Regions from separate parts of the Homo sapiens genome. Here region 2 is linked to region 1. A link is a loop called in an ENCODE intact Hi-C map of the cell type or tissue named here. Cell type or tissue: A673. All regions are shown on one strand. Links, peaks and the distances in the headings refer to the core of each region. The heading gives the core; the rest is flanking DNA. Region 1 has its middle 150 kb from the start of LINC03070. Region 2 has its middle 270 kb from the start of LINC03070.

Evidence for each region. Hi-C counts contacts between places; a loop is a spot of excess contacts. Peaks named below come from ENCODE experiments on the same cell type or tissue, not always from the same donor. Only the 100,000 strongest peaks of a DNase experiment are listed, where the experiment ranks them.
Region 2: a loop joins it to region 1, with 3 times the contacts of the local background. A loop is called at or near these places in 3 of 110 quality-filtered maps.

What each region holds. Positions count from the first base shown.
Region 1 is chrX:5,871,200-5,881,626 of GRCh38, forward strand. No RefSeq gene overlaps it. Among named protein-coding and RNA genes, the nearest start is that of LINC03070, 150 kb to the left of the region's middle. In A673, for the core only: a CTCF peak has its summit at 6,271 (motif pointing left); DNase peaks (open chromatin) are centred at 6,252 and 6,562; H3K27ac peaks cover 680 bases.
Region 2 is chrX:5,453,412-5,463,838 of GRCh38, forward strand. No RefSeq gene overlaps it. Among named protein-coding and RNA genes, the nearest start is that of LINC03070, 270 kb to the right of the region's middle. In A673, for the core only: a CTCF peak has its summit at 5,059 (motif pointing right); a DNase peak (open chromatin) is centred at 5,120.

The DNA of each region.
Region 1 (10,427 bases), core at 5,059-7,558:
GAATGCTTCCGGCTTTTGCCCATTCAGTATGATGCTGGCTGTGGGTTTGTCATAAATAGCTCTTACTATTTTGAGATACGTTCCGTCAATAGTCTGCACTTTGCTCATTTAGTCTTGAAAGGTATATGCATGAAAATAATAAAATCTCTTACAAACTGAACCACAAATATTGAATTTTCTGGGAATATTTTGTGCATGGTTAATCAATGTTGAAGAAACCATGTGTTCACGTAGCTGCAAATATCAGAAAAATCTCAAGAATAACTTGATAGGGATGTATGTTTTCTCATATACCAAGTAGCCCAAACTAAGGAGTTCAGTGCAGACACAGACGCTTAAACTTGCCCATTGCCAGGTTCGTGCTCTTTGTAGCCCTTTATCCTGCCATCCTTAGACTACTGGATTTTGTCTTTATACTGACTGCTTAATGCCTACAAAGTGGCTGCTCTGTCTTCAGGTGTCATGACCATATTCCAGGCAGAAAAGAAGGAGAAGGGGACAAAAATAAATATAGTTATGCTATTGCCTTTATGAACCACCGAGTTGCCAATAGGCCAAAGAAATGGGCTTTTTAGCTTTTCTAGCCTCTATGATGGGGGCAGCTAAGAAAGAATAGGGATTGAGAGGAATTCATCTGGTCAGCCTCAAAGGAATAATGTCAATTCAGCATCATCCTCTTTAACATTACAAGAATTAGCTGATTTTAAAAAATTCAGTTTCTTCTGGGGGATATTATAATTTTTGCCCGATGCAAAGTGACTCACTTTTAAGTGTTACTACTACTGAGAGTGAATTGAATCCATAAATAAGACTTTTATAAAAACAACAACCTTATTAAGACAATCCGCAAGAAATTAAAATTCGCCCTTATAAAATGTACAGTTTAGCATTTTTTGTATATCCCCTTTGCTGTGCAACCACCAACATTATTTAATCACCTAATATTTTCATTACTCCAAAGGATACCCCATACCTAATAGGTCCCTATTTCTCCTTCCTCTCAGTCTCTGGAAATCAGTAGTATACTTTCTGGCTTAATAGGTTTGCATAGTTTACAGATTTTGAATTAATAGAATCATACAATATGTGGCCTTTTGTGTCTGACTTTTTCATGGAACACAATTTTTCAAAGTCCATCCATATTTTAGCATGAATCAATTTGTCATCCCTTTTGCTTATTGAATAATGCTTTATTATGCAGTGTGGAATATGGATACATCATATTTTATTTATCTCTGCATCAGTTGGTTGACATATGCTTTGTTTTCTCTTTCTAGCTCTTATGAATACTGCTGCTTGAACATTTACATACGTGTTTTTATGTGGACATACATTTTCATTCTCTTGTGTCCGTATCTGGGAGAGGAATGGATGGGGTCATGGGTAACTCCATGTCTAACATTTGGAGGAAGGGACAAAGTGCTTTTTAAAGCGGCTGCCCCAGGTTAAGTTCTTACCAGCGGTGTATCAGGATTTCAATTTCTGCACATCCGTGTCAACACTTGTTAAGGACCATCTATTCAATTTTAGCCACGCTGTGTGTAAAGTGTGACCTCCTTATGGTTTGGATTTGCTTTTCCCTAATGACTAATGATGCTTCCATGTGTTGAGTGGCTATTTTTATATCTTCTTTGGAGAAATGTCTATTTAAACACTTTGCTTATTTTTTTAATAGAGCTATTTGTCTTTTTCTTGCTGATTGCATATTCTTTTAAAGTTTCTTTGGAGGAAGTACTTACTAGCTTGAGCAGATGCAGAAAAATAACTCGATGGGTATAAATTAAATATGAATACCTGAAAGATGCTTGTAAACTACACCTGCATCTCCCTTCCCAGCCAGGATGAATTCTTTTGTAACATCAATTAACTTTTCCTTCTGCTTTATTATGTTTATATTCTGCATTTCTATATTGTGTGTTAGAAATGTTAAATGTCATTCAAAAGTTATTTTAATTAACAAGAAGTGGCAATAATGTGTCTTTTGTCTTTTCTTCATAGGGATGAGAAAATGGAAGGGTTATCCTTGTTTCTGCCACATAAAAATTCCCAGAACTTTACACATGCCAAGTTTGTAAATGAAATCTAGCTTTACTCCTGTATGCTGAAATTTAAGACCAACTTTCCTCATTCCACCTTCTGTAGTAAGCTGAAAGAAACTGCCCTCCTCCACTTCCTTAACATCTTATTTTTGTGCTAAACGCTAGGATGACATTTGTGATAGCTGCAGAGAGAGCCCACTGAAATATAAATGAGAACAGGGTCTCTTTTGCTATTTAATGGATAAGACCAAGCTTAGCGTACTCACCATAATTCAGTTCTATATTATTCTCATGTAGTTGGTTGATTTGAGCTTGTTATTGCAGTAATGAACAAGAGACGTAGAACATCAAAGGAAGAAAGGAGAACATTTAATGTTTTATTTAGTGCTATCCCCGACCTGAGTAGGTTTTGATTAGGGAAGCAAAATTACTGTTTGCATAAGTTGGTTCCAGAATTTATTTATAGCCCTATCAATGGATGACACCTCTTGTTGATTGAAAAGACCTAATTAATGGTAATTTTTATTAGAGGAAGATTGTGAATTATTGATTTGTATTCCAGGGTAGCTTCTTCCTGACAATAATAGCAGCTATATCAACCAAGCCCCTTCTAATGCGTTCCCATATATGACTCAATTGCTCACCCACAAGATGCACATCCAGTGGTAGGGACCCTATTATTTTTTTCCAGCATCAAAACTATGCTGACGCATCCCTCAATTTGTCAAGAGCAACAGAAACAGGCACCCCAGGAAAGGGCAGGAAAGTCTCTCCTGCCTACCAGAATGCAACAAGGCTGCATTTGGAGACAAGGGGACCTTGAAGTTAGCGTTTGGCATATGCAGGTGGTCTGCACAGTGAGCCAAATAGGACAGAAACGAAAAAAGAAATGCAAGAGACTCAGATGTTGCAGCCAAATTATGGGACATAGTTTTGATCCTTGAAACCTATTCCCTAATTCTTATTTACTATCTTCAGTGATTAAGTGCTTGACTTTATTCATCCAAACCCATTTTTGTAGCCACCCTCCCAGCTGAACCCGAGATTCTATCTGTTCCCCTGCAACCTAGTTGTTCTCTAGGACCACATCAGGAATTTGTGACCTAAGGCAATACATTTATTATCTCATGGTTTCTGTGGATTGGGAGTCTAGGCATGGTTTAGCTGGGTCATCTGCCTCAGGGTCTCTCAGAAGGCTGCCCTCAAGATAAGACCCACAGCTGAAGTCTCACCTGAAGACAGGGAACAATCCCCTTGCAAACTCATTTGGGAGCTTCAGTTGATCTCCCCACAGACTGTCTTGTCCTCTCCCCTCACCTTCTTCTCTCTGCATAGCTTTGAGGATCTCTGTTGATATATTCCTCAGGTCACTATTCTGCTTAAATCAGTAGTTCCCCAGTGGACTTAAAATAATCCATCAATCTCTCACCAGGATGATAAGGTCATTGACCTGGCTCAGCTTTGCAACTTCACCTTTTAAGCTACCATTCCCTCCACATTCCAGTCCATGGAAACATCCTTTGATTCCCATAAAGGTCCTAGCCAACCCTAATAGGTCCTCTTCTATCTAAACATTTCCTTCCCTCCTGCAATGTGGGTTTCTTCTCAGCCTTTAGGATTCAGCTCCAAGGTCACTTTTTCCTGGACAATCTCTTTTCAAGTTTGCATTACCAAACCCTGTGCAATTAAAAGTCCTTACCAGTTTGAAGCTACCTCTTTATTTCCTTTTCTGATTTTTCACATCTTTTTTTGGGGGGGGGGGAGGTCTCACTCTTTCACCACACTGGAGTGCAGTGGCACAATCTCAGCTCACTGCAACCTCCCGGGTTCAAGTGACCCCTCCACCTCAGCCTCCCAAGTAGCTGGCACCACAGGCGCACACCATCATACCCATCTAATGTTTGTATTTTTAGTAGAAATGAGGTTTCACCATGTTGGCCAGACTGGCCTTGAACTCCTGACCTCAGGTGACCCGCCCACCTTGGCCTCACAAAGTGCTGGGATTACAGGCGTGAGCCACTGCGCCCAGCCTGTAAGCTCTTCTTCTATTTAACACTGTGTGTGTCCCACAAGCCTGGAAGGAGCTAGGTATGTAAACATCACTAAATAAACAACCCTTGGTGAGACCAAGTTTAAGAAAACAGACATCTGAACAATCATTTGACGCTTCACAATGTCAGTCTCTCAGCTTTAAAATGCGTACCTCTTTAAAGAACTACAAGTGTCAATATATTCCAACTTAGGATACAATTTTTTACTGACATCAAACAATAAATTTCAAGGTGAAATAGAATTTCAAATGAAATATTTCCAATGAGAAATGTAACAGAGACTACATCAGCATCAGAGCTTTTACTGGACGTGATCTTCTGTGTGACACAAAACAGACAAACCCATCAAAAAGTGGGCTAAGTACATGAATAGACAATTCTCAAAAGAAGATGTACAAATGGCCAAAAAGCATGAAAACATGCTCAACACCGCTAATGATCAGGGAAATGCAAATCAAAACCACAATGTGATACCACCTTACTCTTGCAGAAATGGCCGTAATAAAAAATTATAATAATAATAGATGTTGTCATGAATGTGTTGAAAAGGGCACAGTTTTACACTGTTGGTTGGAATGTAATCTAGAACAATCCCTATGGAAAACAGTGTGGAGATTCCTTTAAGAGCTAAAAGTAGATTTACCATTTGATCTAGCAACCCCATTCCTGGGTATCTACTCAGAGGAAAAGAAGTCATTATATGAAAAAGATACTTGCACATGCATGTTTATAGCAGCACAATTTGCAATTCCAAAAATATGGAACCAGCCCAAATGCCCATCAATCAACCAGTGGATAAAGAAAGTGTGATATATATATGTACCATGAAATACTACTCAGCCATAAAGAGGAACAAAATAATGAAATAATGGCATTTGCAGCAACTTGGATAAAACTGAAGACCATTACTGTAAGTGAAGTAACTCAAGAATGGAAAACCAAACATCCTATGTTCTCACTCATAAGTGATAGGAACAATACAGCGGGCTGCGCTGGTGGCTCATGTCTGTAATCCCAGCACTTTGGGAGGCTAAGGTGAGTGGATCACTTGAGGTCAGGAGTTTGAAAGCAGCCTGGCCCACCTTGGTGAAACCCCGACTCTATTAAAAACACAAACATTAGCCAGGCTTGGTGGCATGCATCTGTAGTCTCAGCTACTCGGGAGACGGAGGCAAGAGGATCACTTAAACCTGGGAGGTGGAGGTTGCAATGAGCCAAGATCTTGTCACCGTATTCCAGCCTGGGCGACAGAGTGAGAATCTTTCTCAAAAAAAAAAAAAAAAAAAAAAACAATGGACTTTTGAGACTCAAGGGAACGGGTGGGAGGTGGGTGGTGAGGGAAAAAAGACTACACATTAGGTAGAGTGTACACTGCTCGGGTGATGGGTGCCCCATAATCTCAGAAATCACCACTAAAGAACTTAATTGTGCAACCAAACACCACCTGTTCCCCAAAACCCTATTGAAATTTGAAAAACAAAATAAAATAAAATACATTCTCTGTAAAAAAACAAACAAGCAAAACCAGACATGTTCCAATTCAGGGTCTCCCATGCTATAAAGAGCTGAAGTTGAGAATAATATATTTGCGTATGCCTCTTCCCATCATTTTGAAATGACTATCATGTTTTCCTAGAACCGAGTTTACAAGCACTAAATATAATCATCCTCCGATCAGTGTACAACATAGTAGAAATTGCTCTAGTTTGAGATGCTGAAATTTTCCAGTGAAATATTTTGGAATTTCTCCTCCCCATTCCTCCCAGAGGACCTACTATGAATCCAAGGTTATTAATAAAATATATATTCATATAATGGTGTCAAAGTTCTATTTCCCTGCTGATTGACAGTAAAATCCAGGTTGCGTTGGCGCTTCTGTCTCCTCTGGGAAGTGGAATGGAAAGAACTGTTCATGGAGCTGGAAGGAATTCTACAAAACCATAGACTCTTCCTCTTGAAAGTAAGTTCACCTGTCAAGCAGCTCTACTCGCACACGCATGACGGTGAAAAGTGCCTTAATTGGGTTTTCAAGAAGATAGATGGGAAGTCATGCCACTTGGGTTGTCACTTCTTATTTCACACACTCCCTACTCACACCCTCCATTATCCATTCAGCCTTCCCCATTTCCACCTGAAATTCTTGCTGCCTCTCCTGACGCAGAGCGGATAGCACCACCTACTGGGACACTCGCGTTGCTTCATGGAACGTGGCGGCATTCATTTTATTTCTGTTATTTTATTTTCTGTTATTTTACTTCTGTTATTTTATTTCTCTGCTGCAATACTTCTTTCCGATTATAATATGAATGGACATGCGGTAGATAAATAGAGATAGTTAAATCTATTTATAGTATTCATATCATGTATATGATATTCTTTTTTAAATTTTAATTTTAAGTTCTGGGGTACGTGTATTAATGTTATGCTAATCCTAAAGCCCTATGAGGGCAAAGCGGAAGAAAGTAAGTCATTTATTCATGATTCAACAGCTGGTAAGGGTGGGACCTTGGAATTCACATCAGGCTGGCTTCAGATGTGAAGCTTTTTCACCTATCACAAAATGTTGTCTCCTAATGAGGGAATCATTGTGTACTTTGCTTATATTGACACACTTTTAAAAGGCTCCTAATAAACTTCATATAAAGCATCTTTAATGGCTTAGGAAAACATACTCCACGTGTGTATAATAGGTTAGACTATAGTGAATATATATTAAAGCTTCCTACTGATCAAGAAAATTGGGAAAAAATCCAGTAAGTGTGTTCCATAAAACTCTTGGAAAATTGTATGTTCTATTGTCTATTGTAGATATGTCAGGGACTACTCATTAACACATTGATTTTGGTTTACTTATGGCAGAAAAAATTTCTATTATAGAGTCAGATTTTAGTACAATTAATCTTAGCAGCATATTCAGTTTGTGTCACTGGCGAGATTATGTTACCTATACATACACGCATATATGCATGTGTATGTGTCTGTGTGTGTGACGCATATACTATATATTTACAGTATTTATTTTACACAAACACATCCCTAGCCATACATGATAGACTCCTGCAAGTGTGCATGTGTGCATAAAATCTTAGGCAATAAAAATAATATCTAAAGTAGAAAGTGGAAGTTGTTCATTGGGTTTTTTTGAAGAGACAATATAGATGTAAGTGTAACTGGATTGTGGCCAATTGACCATGATACTATATATATATATATATATATGTATATATATATATATATATAGTATATTTAGATACTGTATATATAGAGTATATGTAGTATATTTAGACACTATATATAAAGTGTATATAGTATATTTAGATACTGTATATAGTGTATATATTTATATAGGATATATATTTATATAGTATATATATTTATATAGTATATATATTGTATATAGTATATATGCTTTTACTATACATATAGTATATATATTTTTTACATTCGCAAGTAAGGGCTCTTATGAAGCTGGGAGAATAACATGAACATGAAGGGTTCGCTACATGGGTGTGAACTAATGTCTTTGATAGAGGTAGAATGCCATCATTCATGTCACTAGATAGGCCAAAAAGATGCTAATATTAAAAGACTCATCACACATCCCAAGTATCCTCATTTTCCTTATTAGCATAGGCTTACTTTACTTTGAAATGAACAACATCAACAGATGAATGGCTAAAGAAAATGTGGTATATCTACACAATGGAATACTATCCCGACTTTCAAAAGAAGGAAAACCTGTCATTTTCGAGAACATGCATGAACATGCAGGGTGTTATGCTGAGTGAAATAAGCCAGACACAGAAAGACGGACACTGCATGATCTCACTCATATGTGGAGTCTATGAAAAAGCCCAACTCATGGAAACATAGAGTAGAGTGGTGCTTACCAGGGGCATGGATAAGAGGAACGGGGTGGTATTAATCCAAGGATACAAAATTTCAGCTAGACAGGAGGGATAAATAATCAGTTTTTGGGGGAGAGATATGCTTATGAGCTTGGATCAATGAGTCCACACTGAACGCATATATCACAACATCACTTTGTACCCCATAAATAGATATGAATATTATTTGTCAATATACAATTAAAACATAGGAGAATCTGGGTGCAAGGTATATGGGAACAATCTGTACTACCTTTGCAACTATTCTGTCAATCTAAAAGTATTCTAAATAAGAAGTTTAATTTTTAAAAGTTAAAAAAGGAAAAAGATTGTGCTTCTAATTCCATGAGATTGTGTTTATCAAAGATCATCCAAGAAATCCCAAGGAAAGTTAAGGTTCATTTTGAAATATTGTTTGTAGCATTTGCAAGAGTCTGTCAGAACAAATATGCAATCGTTGTGTTTCAAAAGAAAAGTTCGTATGCTCTAGAGAGCTTCATGTATAATTATTTTTGAGTGTATGTGTGTGTACATACATAGGTACACTGGATATGTATGCATATAATACGTATCTATATATTATACGGAATATATGTTTTTTCACACACATATGCACGCAGACACACACACACATGCACATATGATAGGCAGTACAACACTAGAATACCATGTTATATGACCTTGTGTTTTACTCGCTATTACACATGAATATATATTAAGGCTTCTTACCGATAAAAACTTGAAGAAATTCCAGTAACTTTGTGTTCCATAAAACTCTTTGGAAATTGCCATAATGATATATTTCTCAGTGTCATCTCTTCATCTTCCCAGGGAGATTATAAAGACGTTTATCGGGAAGAGGAAGAAATAGTAGAGAAGTAAGTGCAGAAGGGAGAAAGAAAGAAGAAAGAGGGAAGGACATCTTTCTCTCCACACCAAGCTAGGAAAAAAATGTAATTCTCAAAATGGATAGAAATATTTTTGTCTATCCACATCACGATGTGGCCTTGATGGTAACTTGGAAATTGACCAAGAAAGTGAATTTTGATGATGAGTTACCTTGTCTCCAGGCAGAGCCTCCATTCCCTCATTAAAAAGAAAATGCATAAAATAAAATACCACAAAGTATAGGGTCAGACTGCCAAATGGAGCTGAGTTACAAACTTCTTGACTCAATGATGAGGGAAGAACAAAATCAGTCTCTTCATCAGGTATGTCAGCGGAGTGCCTGACTGGCTTTTAAATTTTTAATTTCTATTTTGGGGGAATAATTATGGGGATGAAACTTTAGTGGTTTTTCTTTCCTTCCCTCAAGACCACGCACGTCGTGTCTGAGATTCCCACCTCCCCACTACCCTGACCTGACCCTTGTTTGGTTTATCTCCTCCTCTTAATTTAGTCCAGTATAATCTTCTACACTGTCTCTGTTCCCTGTTTCCTTACGGTGCATCTGCACTCTAGATGTGCATCAGGCAGTTTCTCTCCTCCTACGGGACGGAAACAAGGCATACTCTGCTATTTCTGTTTTATTCCCACAGGCCCTAGTTGTGCGCTTGCTGTAAAGATGCCAAATGAACAAAGATAATTAATTTTTTTTTTTTAAATTCTGCCAACATGTTAAGCAGAGTTCCTAGAAGTCAGCAGCATAGAGTTATGGCACTTCCTTTCTTCAAATATGACTTAAAAGCAGACTTGAAAATGAATCAGATGACCCTGGATCCTTTGAGATTTTTTATGAGTTGATGACAAATTCTCAAATCTGCAATTTTGTTTTATGTTTAACTGGACCCCGTGGTGCAAGCTGGCCAAACACTCTCTCTGGTGAGCAGATAAGCATATAGAGATTGGGGGTCTCCTGTAGGGTAACTTGAGCTTCCGCTGCTAGTGGAGGAGAATAACCCAAGCCAGCTGATTCTGGTCCTTGGCCAGCAGATGTTTTGCTATTATTTAGATGCATGCTTTCCAGGAGAATGTAACAAAGCCCTTTAGCACAGTTGCAAGCCTTTCCCTTCCCAGGTTGAGCGTGGATTTATTCCCACTGCTGACAAAGGAAGACTTCACTTATTTATTTTTTATTATCAATGTATGCTCTGGTGGTAAAAATATATGACCTCAAATATGCTGCCTTTATTTACAATTCTTCCAGAAAATGCCTTATCACTTATTCCTCAGCAGACTCATCTTAGGAAAGACCAGCTGTTAATATCATCATCTGTTCCACCAAGAAACAATGCATTTATGCTTCATGTTTCAGGCCAGAAAGTAGTTTCCCCAATTAGCTCAATCCTAAGTAAAGGGTCATTGAGGAGTTGTTATGAGGTGCATTTTCTCCCCTTTCCCCGTTGGGCACAGTACAGATCTCATGGTGTTTGTATTCTCTACAAAATGCGGAGGCTAGCAGCTGGTTTTAGATTCAGATAGTGCATAATACAAACAGGCATTCTGCATAA
Region 2 (10,427 bases), core at 3,812-6,311, 420 kb before region 1:
CACCTAGCAAATTCTTCATGATTCATCCAGGTTTTGTATAGAGCGATAGTTCATTCTTGGGTAGGCATGGTGGCTTACATCTGTAACCCCAGGATTTTGGGAGGCCAAGGTGAGAAGATCACTTGGGCCCAGGAGTTCCAGATTAGCCTGGGCGATATTGTGAGACCCCATCTCAGACACACACAAAAGCTCATTCCATTAAATAATGAGTGGTATTCAATGGCGTGAATGTACTGGTTTATTGATATCTTTACCCACTGAAGTGCATCTGGAAGTTTGGACTCTTTTAGTATTCTATTTGACTATTTATTTTGTTATTTGGATTAAATCTCTCTTGCAACCTCACAAAGACAGTCTCTCATGACATAAGTGTATATGATCTATCATTAATTTACATGTTTGTATTATATATTATGTCCTTATGACACATGCTTATGCATTTATTCTGTGTTCTTTTACTACCCTACCTATAAAACAGAATCTGTCATTTTCTCCATATGAAAGACAAGGGCACTATAACATGTTTACTTCCTCCTCTTCTAAAATTTTAGTTTTCATCTCTGGAAATTGTGTTCAACAGAATTATAGAAAAAATGTTTTCTTCAGGTATTAGAACATTATATTCTATGCCTGAATATTCAGGTTCTCCTCTTTTCATTTCAAGCCACTTGATTACTTAACTTCATTTTTTTTTTCAAATTGCTTTGAAACATTCCAGCATGAAAAATAGGAAAGATAAAAAATGAAGAGGGAAATATTTTAGTCTGTGATTTAATTATGAAGTTGAAAATATCAACAAGGGACTGGATAAGGGCAAATATGGAAATATATGTCTCTCTCTGTGTGTGTGTGTGTACCTATATATGTATATAGACATATATATGTGTGTGTGTATACATATATATATGCACACAGAGAGAGAGACATTTCTGTATTTGCCATATATGCCTATATATATATAGGTATGCACACACATATAGAGACATATTTTATATATCTCTCTCTCTCTATATATATATATATATAGAGAGAGAGACATATGTGTATATTTACATATATATATATGGAGAGAGAGAGAGTTTCGGTTTGGTATTATGATACTTCATTTTGGTTTTCACTTAATAAGAGACTGAAGTTAATCACAGACCACTTACCATAATGTGTAATTTCCTTTCTTTTTTTATTGTGATAAAATACATATAACATAAAATTGATGACCTTAACAACTTTTACATATACCATTCAGTGACAATAAGTATATTCCTGTTGTTATACAGCCATCATCACCCTCCAACTCCAGAACTTTTAAGTCATACCAAACTCTGTACCGAGAAACCACAATTCTACATTAAACTCTTCCCAAGCCCATGGCAATTACCATTCTACTTTCTCTATATATAAAGTCAGCTACTCTAAATAACTCATAGAAGTGGAATTATATAACATTAGTCCTTTTGTGACAGGCTCGTTTCACTTAGTGTGTTTTCAAGGTTCATCCATGTAGTATTATGTGTCACAATTTCTTTCATTTTAAAAGCTGAATAAGATTCTATTTTATGTACTGATACAATTTGGCTGTGTCCCCACCCACATCTCACCTTGAATTATAATGCTCCCCATGTGTCAAGGGCAGGGCCAGGTGGAAATATTTGAATCATGGGGGCTGTTTCCCCCATACTGTTCTCGTGGTAGTGAATAAGTCTCATGAGATCTGATGATTTTATAAATACGAGTTTCTCTACACAAACTCTTTCTTGCCTGCCACCATATAAGACATGACTGTGCTCCTCCTTGCTTTCTGTCAGGATTGTGAGGCCTCCCCAGCCATGTGAAACTGTGAGTACATTAGACATCCTTCCTTTATAAATTACCCAGTCTTGGCATGTCTTTATTAGCAGTGTGAGAACAGACTAATACATGTATATACTGCATTTTTTTGTCTATTTTTTGCCATTGTACACGGGTTGCTTCCATCTCTTGGGTATTGTGAGTGATGCTGCTATGAGAATTGGTGTAGATATATATTTTGAGACTCTGCTTTCAATTTTGTGGGGTATATACGATCAGGGTTCAGAACCTGAGACCCCCAAATATGGCACCTTAGCATACTGAGTGTTTTAAGCTGAAGGACATTGAGAAAACCACAGAAAACAGGAAGGTTACTCTGAATTTCTCCCTCCTTCTCTCCCTGAAAATAGGGCACAACACCCTTATTCCACATGGGTCCTGTCCTGTATCTAGAGGCCAAGAGGAATTTGAATATGAAGCTCTTGCTAAGGTCACCTTAACCCTAACCCTAACCTTCCTTACAATTAGATCATACTTTCTTGTTCTGCAATTATACTTCCTGGCTATTCTCTATATAAATACGGGTATTCCTGGGTCTTTGGATCTTACTTCTGAAGGCTCCCATGCTTCATAAACTTATATTAAATACATATATATGCTTTTCTCTTGTTAATCTGTCATTTGTCACAGGAGTCTCAACCATGAAAGTTGTGATGGGTAAAAAGCAGATCTTACTTTTACTCCCCTTTAATACCTGTAAGAGGAATTGCAGGGTTTCATGGTTATTCTATTGCTAAGTTTTTGAGGATCCTCTTTCAGGAAGAAAAAAATATCTTTTTTTCTACACATTCACAGTTTTATGGCTGACGACCTAAAACTGCCTTTGCAAAAATGATAACTGAGACAATTATGACAGTGCAAGAGATCTGACCTACCCAACTCCATCTTGCCTCTAAACTCCAAGCTGTCCTTGTTCATTCCTGGGTAGAGGCTGAACTCACTGTGGGAAACATTTAGTTTATAGTCTAACTTTGAAATAAAGACAATAACAGCCCTTTCCTCAAACAAACTCCCTTCCTGCCTGGGGACTAGACTGCCTTTGCAGGAGTAACAGAGTAGCCACAAGAATAGAAACTATAATTTAGGAGTTATGCAGCTGAAGGCTACACGATTGTAAACTTCCCCAGATTGCTCCCGGGGATAACATCACTATTGTCAAACCTAAGATCAGTGCTTGAGATATTTTACAGACCCTGCACTGGATGGATCAGCTGGCACCACTCAGACTGGTAAACTGACCCATCTGATCTTGTAGCTCCCACCCAGGAACTGACTCAGAGCAAGAAGACAGCTTTGATTCCCTATGATTTCATCTCCAACCCAGACAATCAGCTCTCCAGACTCAGTGCCCTCCTACCCACCAAATTGTCTTTAAAAACTCTGATCCCTGAATTCTCAGGGAGACTGATTTGAGTAATAATAAATCTCCAGTTTCCTGCACAGCCAACTCTGCATGAATTACTCTTTCTCCATTGCAGTTCCCCTGTCTTGATAAATTGGCTCTGTCTAGGCAGCAGGCAAGGTGAACCCGTTGGGTGGTTACAGTCCCTTTAACAAAGAAAGATTAACAAAAGAAAAATATACATATTTACTAAATACATGTTTTGTGTGATACAGGAGCCTTCCCAAAGAAATGAAAACTTCTAGAAACTGTTAAACCTGAGTGGTTTTTTATAGTAGGTTTGATAGAAAATCGAGTTGTGGGGAGATATAAGAGGATAAAAGGGTCTCATCTAAGATAAGAACCTGTGGGAAACAGTGTGGCCTGTGAGTTCAGATTCCTCTCTGTGTCCCGTGTCTTCAAAGATAAGAACTTTTTTTTTTTTTTATGTGTGTTGGGAGGGCACCTCTCTCTTGAGGGCCTATGACCAGCTTCAGGGAGGGTCAGAAAATCCTTCCTAGGTTTTAGGACCACCTCAGAGAAGTAGGGTGGGGACATGTCAGAGGCACTTTCTTGCTTCTGTGGTTTTCTCAAATTTCTTTAGCTTAAAATACGCTGTATGTCAAGGTGCCGTATTTTAAGGTCCCCATATATGAGCCCCACCACCATTAAACTGTTTTCCATAGCAGCAGCAGCATTTTGGAATGGGAGAGTTCCCTGACCACCTTGTGGGACTTGTGTCACGGTTGTGGCTTGTTTGCTTGGCCTCTGCACTCTCAAACTCCTTACAAGGGCGGTGGGGGGCAGCACGCAGACAGGCAGGTGCAGGAGCTGGGGCGAGTGCTTATGGGCTCCAGCCCCACAGTAGCACCTAGGGGTGTGTTATAATTAATAGTCTTTTCTCAGTTGTCCTCCGTGGATGGCTAAGTGTTAAACCAGGTCAGTAGAGAGTCAGGGTGATAGCCTTTTACACCCTGCCTTCTTGGTACCCGAGTCCTTGTCTGGCATCCAGGGAGAATCTGGTCACATAGACTTAAAGGATGGTGAATGAAGGGATTTTATTGAGTGTTGGAGGTGGTTTTCAGTGGGATGGATGGGGAGCTGGAAAGGGGATAGAGTGCGAAGATGATCTTCTCCTGGAGTTCTGTCATCCCATGGCCAATCACCTCTCTGACCGTCCCCAGCTCAATTCCTCTCAATGTTCAAATGCTCCTTTTCTTCTCTCCTTCTCTGCTGTGCTGCTGTGCTATTCTGCTTCTCTTTTGTTCCTCTGACTGTGGACCTTGGGGTTTATATGGGCACAGGATAAGGGCATGACAGGCCCGAGTGGTTTTGGGAAAAGCAACATTTGGGCACAAAAACAGGAATGCCTGTTCCCATTTAGGGCCACACATTTCCAGTCTTGAGGGTGGGGCCTTTTCTGGGGAACCACTCTCTTCTACCCAGTATTTCCCTGCCTTCTGTCTGTATCAATTTTAATTTCTCCCAGCAATGCACATGGTTCCAGTTTCTCCAGGTCCTCACAAACACTGGTTATTTTCTGTGCTTGTGTTTTGATAATCGGGTGTAAAGTGGTGTCTCACTGTGGATTTGATTTGCAGTTCCCTCAGGATCAATGATGTTGAGCATCTTTTCATGTGCTGATTGGACATCTAGATATTATATCCTTTGCAGAAACGTGTATCCAAGTTTTATGCCATTTTACTTCATGCTTCTTGAAACAAGACACGCAGGCACATTTTATTCATCTGTAATGCAAGGACTCATATATTTTGTGAAGCACCTCCAATTTGGTTTAACTTTATGTATATTCCTTAACCTCTCATTTCTGCAGTGCTGTTGTGCTGCCACCAGATGTCTGTGCAGAGTGCAGGTCAGTTAACACATTATCACTTGCAAGTGAATTGTTAGTACCAGGCCACCAGGGCTGAATTTCTCTGTGAATGCTACTAAAGAAACATGGAACGACTTCTGAGGGACTCGTTAAGAAGGCCTTGCAATTGATTTTTCATATGCATGTTCATATTAACAATAACGTCTACTATTCCTCAATATAGTTTTTAGTCTTTGTTGCAGCAAAAACTATGTGATGAGTGTTTGCCCATTACCTTTTACAGTGAACATATTTTAACTTATGAAGGCGGCTCCATTAATGCATGACATCTTCAGGCAACAGTACAGAAAAATAACAGCAAGAACCTCACAAATTCAGTATGTTCTATTTCTTTATGTTGAACTTGGAAAATTTCATATAGACTGGTGCATCTACAGTGTTAAATGGAAGACTGCAAGTTAAAATTGGTTCATTTATTACATCTCTTACATTCCTGTGGGATGATAGATTAATTATGAAAAGATTATTTATTTCTTATTATTAATGAGCACTAGTGATTTTTTTACGTTTAAAAAATCTATAATCTACTGTTACTTTCCTCCTCACCCTTTCCCGAGAATAAAATTCCCTAGAATGAAATAGGAGAAACTAAATACTGCTCTGGTGAATAAGGAAAGCAATTTCCACATAAATGTAGAAAAAAAACTGATATACATTTCTTCATTAATCACTATTGTATTAGAAAAACTGAATATAAATGAATGTTCCCAAAATCCTTAACCATGCCAAGGATACAGCTCAAAAAAAAAAAAAAAAAAAAAAAAAGAGAAAAAAGTGAGCAAATAAAATGTAAAACTAACAGGTGTCTCCAGATATAAGTTGCAGGATTAAACTTGCCATGGAGTCATGACAAATATTTTCCTTAGTGTTTGGAATAACATGAACCCTTTCAAACTCCAGCCTTGCTTTCCAAGAATGAAAATGATAGAGTTGCTTCAAAATGTTAAAGAAAGCTAAAGTGTACTTCTAGGGATAGTTAGTACCATTCCCTATGGTCAACAAATGTATACAGTATAATTCAAGTTAGGGAGTCACACTGGTTTCAGTAAGAAAACTATGCTATAATAGATATCCTATCTGAAACATAATTTCTGCTATAATATATAATATCTGAGGACTCCTTTGGAAATATAAGCCTAGTCTTCACTCTCCCTTGAAATCATGGAATGGATTTGGCTTTCCCACCATTGGATTTTATAATTTTATGTCTTGCGTTTACTCAATGTTTATGGAGTTCTACTAGCACAAATACTATGTTTTTAGTAATGTTTTGTTCAAATCCAGTGATGCGAAGAATTGGGTTATACTGATCTCCTTCCTGTATGGGCAATATTTGGGGACCACAAAAGTTCTAGCACTCCTCACAAATGCTTGAAATAAAACCATTTGAAACTTAATATAGCCTACAATGTAAATCAAGCTAAGGATTATTATTTTGGCCCTTGAGGGGCAGGTTGAAACCATATTAACAAAAAGAACAGCTCTCTCCACAGCAGCAAGGTGATTTAAAACTTGAGATTGGTTGCAGTACATACCAAGAATGAAAGTTTTGTTCAGTTCAATGCCATTTTGTGTGTACTCGAGAAGAATAACAAGAAACAAATTAAATTTCGAGAAGCATATGTTGGGACTCAGAAAAAAAGTATCCCAAAATGAAGGCCTCAGAAGAAGTCTCAGAAGCAAAAGTTTCTTTCTGACCTTCTCCTTCTGTATTAGTCTGTTCTCACACTGTTAATAAAGACATACCCAAGACTGGGTAATTTATAAAAGAAAGAGGTTTAATGAACTCACAGTTCCACAGGGCTGGGGAGGCCTCACAATCATGGCAGAAGGCAATGCAGGAGCAAAGGCACATCTTACATGGTGGCAGGCAAGAGAGTGTGTGTAGGGGAACTCCCTTTTATAAAACCATTAGCTCTCCTGAGACTTATTCACTATCACAAGAACAACATGGGAAAGACCTGCCCCCCATGATTCAATTACCTCCCACCAGGTCCTTCCCATGACACATGAAAATTATGGGAGCTACCATTCAAGATGAGATTTGTGTAGGGGCACAGCCAAACCATGTCACCTTCCCTCCTGTCTCTCAGTCCCACTCTCCCCCGAGGCACCATAGAAACAAGAATCCATCTTTCCCTCCCCTTCCCCAGATTTTAGAAACCAAAACCCCTTTTCCCCAAAGTCAGCATAAAATCTAAAATTCTGGCTATAACTTTCCCACTGATTTTCTGTGTAAAAACTGGCTATAAAAAATTCCCCGACCTACTTTGTTTGCCTCTGGGTCCTAGTACTCCCATTCCAGAGAGGGCCCTGCCTCACACCCAGAAGGAAGAAACACTGCTCAGAAAGGCCAAGAAGAATCTAGACAGACAGTCCTGGCTGGGTTTCCCCACTCAATCCACTAGCTTTAGATCAGGTCCTTTTAGTCTAATATTATTTCTACATGGTTATCCATAGTTTGTTGAACCTAAGCATAAAAATGGACAGTTTCCCCCATATCGTTGGGTCTTCCTTCTGAAGGCTCCCATGTACACATTAAATAAATTTGCATGCCTTTTCTCCTATTAACCAGTCTTTTCTCAGTAACCTTCAGGGAAACTTCAGAGGGTGAAGGGGAAGTTTTTTCTTGGCCCCAACAAACACATAGCACTCTATTGCTTTGTATAATTGAATAAAATATAATCACATAAAATAAAGAGAGAAACTTCAGAAACTAGAAGGAGATTTGAGCAGTGTGCTTGGAAAAAAAAAAAAAAGAGGTTGCAGTCACCCATGTTTGAATAATTAGGGAAGTGAGACATTTAGAGAGGAAGGCTAGAAAGCATTTTTGAGTCGCTTGTCAGGTAATTCATCTGCATTTCCTCTTAAAGGCTTCAGTAAGAATCTACATAGTTCATCAATCCCTTTGGAGTTTAATGTTATTTAATTAATTTATTTATTTTGCCCCTGGTTAAAATGACTGCAATGAGTCATACTTGAGTAGGTGACATTTTTTGCCCAGGTTACAGCAAAAGGAGGAGTTATTTATGTTTCCTGGACAAAAAAAAAATCACAAGGAAATCAACCTCCCCATTTTCAGGAGATGTAAGGACCTCTTGGCTTGCTCATGGGGCTGGAGGGAAGGCTAATTTTGAATCAGAGAACTCACCCACTCACATTTTCTTCTACACATAGGAACACAGCCACATTTTCTCTTTCAAAATCTTTAAAGCTGCATGAAGGAAGGCATAAAAGCATGAATTGGTGGAGGTCACAAGACCAATGAAAAGACAGGGGATCTGAACAGTTTTCTCTGGTAATGAAAAGGGGCTATTTGGGGGCTTGTCAGAGGGAATACTAGAAACATAATGATTTCAAGAAGCCAGAGGAAGCTAACTCCCAATGCTGGAATCCCTCCTTCCCAAAGAATTCCAGGATTTCACTTCTGCCCTTCAACTGATGACAGCAATCAATCAACACAAGAAGACCTTGACTTTAGATTTTCTATAGGGACCTTCCCTCTGAATGCTGTTAGATACTTCAGAACAACAACAACAGAAACACAAATAAATTTGCCTTTATCATCTGCTGGTGCATGACATGTTTGTTTTGGACATCCAGGAAAAGCTGAAGATACTTAGGAATTTAGTATTTCTCAATATTCTGAGGGGCATAGAGGAGAAATGAAAATTTCCCCCTTGCCCTCAGAAGGTCGGCTGAAAAATCAACTCATAAAAGGCAGATTAATTGGAGAAAAGGCAAACATATTTATTTGATTATAGTTTTAGGTGACGTGAGAGGCTTCAGAATGAAGACTCAACTCCTCAGTGAGGTGCAGAAACTTATACTACCATACTGAGGTTACAGAAAGAGTGGGGGCTTGTGTCCTGGCAAAACAGGTTATAGGAGCAGGGAGAGAAGAGGAATTCTGTTGAGATGTAATGAATGATTAATTACTAGGGATAATTCAGTGGCTTGAAGAATACACAATGGCTTGGGACAAAGTCTGTTGGGACTGCAGAGAGGACAGAGGTTTGTGACAAAAGTCCATCCATGTGCATTGACAGATTTCAGTGTTTCATCCTGCAGTATGGGTTCGGTTAATCCAACCTCAGAGAAGGGACTGGAGGTCATTGTTTTCTTCTTTGGCAGGTGTGGCTTTTAGGCAAAGATACAGTTTGGCTGTGTCCCCAGCCAAATCTCATGTTGAATTGTAAGCTTCAGCATTGGAGGAGGGACCTGGTGGGAGGTGATTGGATCAAGGGGGAGGACTTTACCCTTGCTCTTCTCATGACAAAGTTCTCAAGAGATCTGAGTGTTTGAAAGTGTGTAGCACTCTCGCCTTTGCGCATGCTCTCTCTCTCTCCTGCTCTGCCATATAAGACATGCCTGCTTCTCCTTTGCCTTCTGCCATAATTGTAAGTTCCCTGAGGCCTCCCCAGCCATGCTTCTTGCACAGCCTGCAGAACGGAGAGTCAATTAAATGCCTTTTCTTTATAAATTACCCAGTCTCAGGTAGTTCCTCATAGCAATGTGAGAACAGACTAATACAAGCAAATAAGGGAATTCAGAGAACAACTTCATCCTGTGCTTTAGGAGAGCTGGTGGAGTATGGGCGGGAGGTGAGAGAGAACATGAGGCTCCTTTTTCAGTTTAGCATGCACAAAGTATCATATTTTTATGTTAATTTCTGAGCCCTGTGAGAGGATATCCCAGAGGAAATGAGGGTGAAAGAACTCAGTGTCTTTCTGAAGAGCTTCAAACAACATAGCGACCCCTACGAGTGGATGTAGAGGGGTTCACAAGACACAAGTAGAAAAGATAACTCTGCAGATGGTGATAAGAATGAATTACCTCCTCTTACACACAACCCTTCTTCACCATGGTCCCTCCTAGAGGCAGACATGAAGAAGCACTGCTAAACACAATAAATACTGCATTTACACTTGCAGCAACTATTCCGTGATCCATGTTTGGTTAAACCTGGTTGTAGCTGTGGCCATTGACATATGTCTGCCTGCAATATCAACTATTTTTGACCAGTGGGTACCACTGAAAATTTTGTAAACAAGAAAAGCCTGTAGATTTGCTTCCTGAAGGAAACAGAGCAGGCATTGCTATTTATGAAGGAACATGCTCCTGAAATTCAGGCGAGTCACAGGATCCACTTCCAGTATCTAAAATCACAATACCCAGGATGAGTGAGGGCATAAGAGAAGGTTTGGGTGGGCTCAACCCAAGTGAGCCTTTATACGAGGATGTGTTTAGTGTATACACACTCTGATACGTATACTTTTATCCTTTAGGGATATAGGAGTAGGC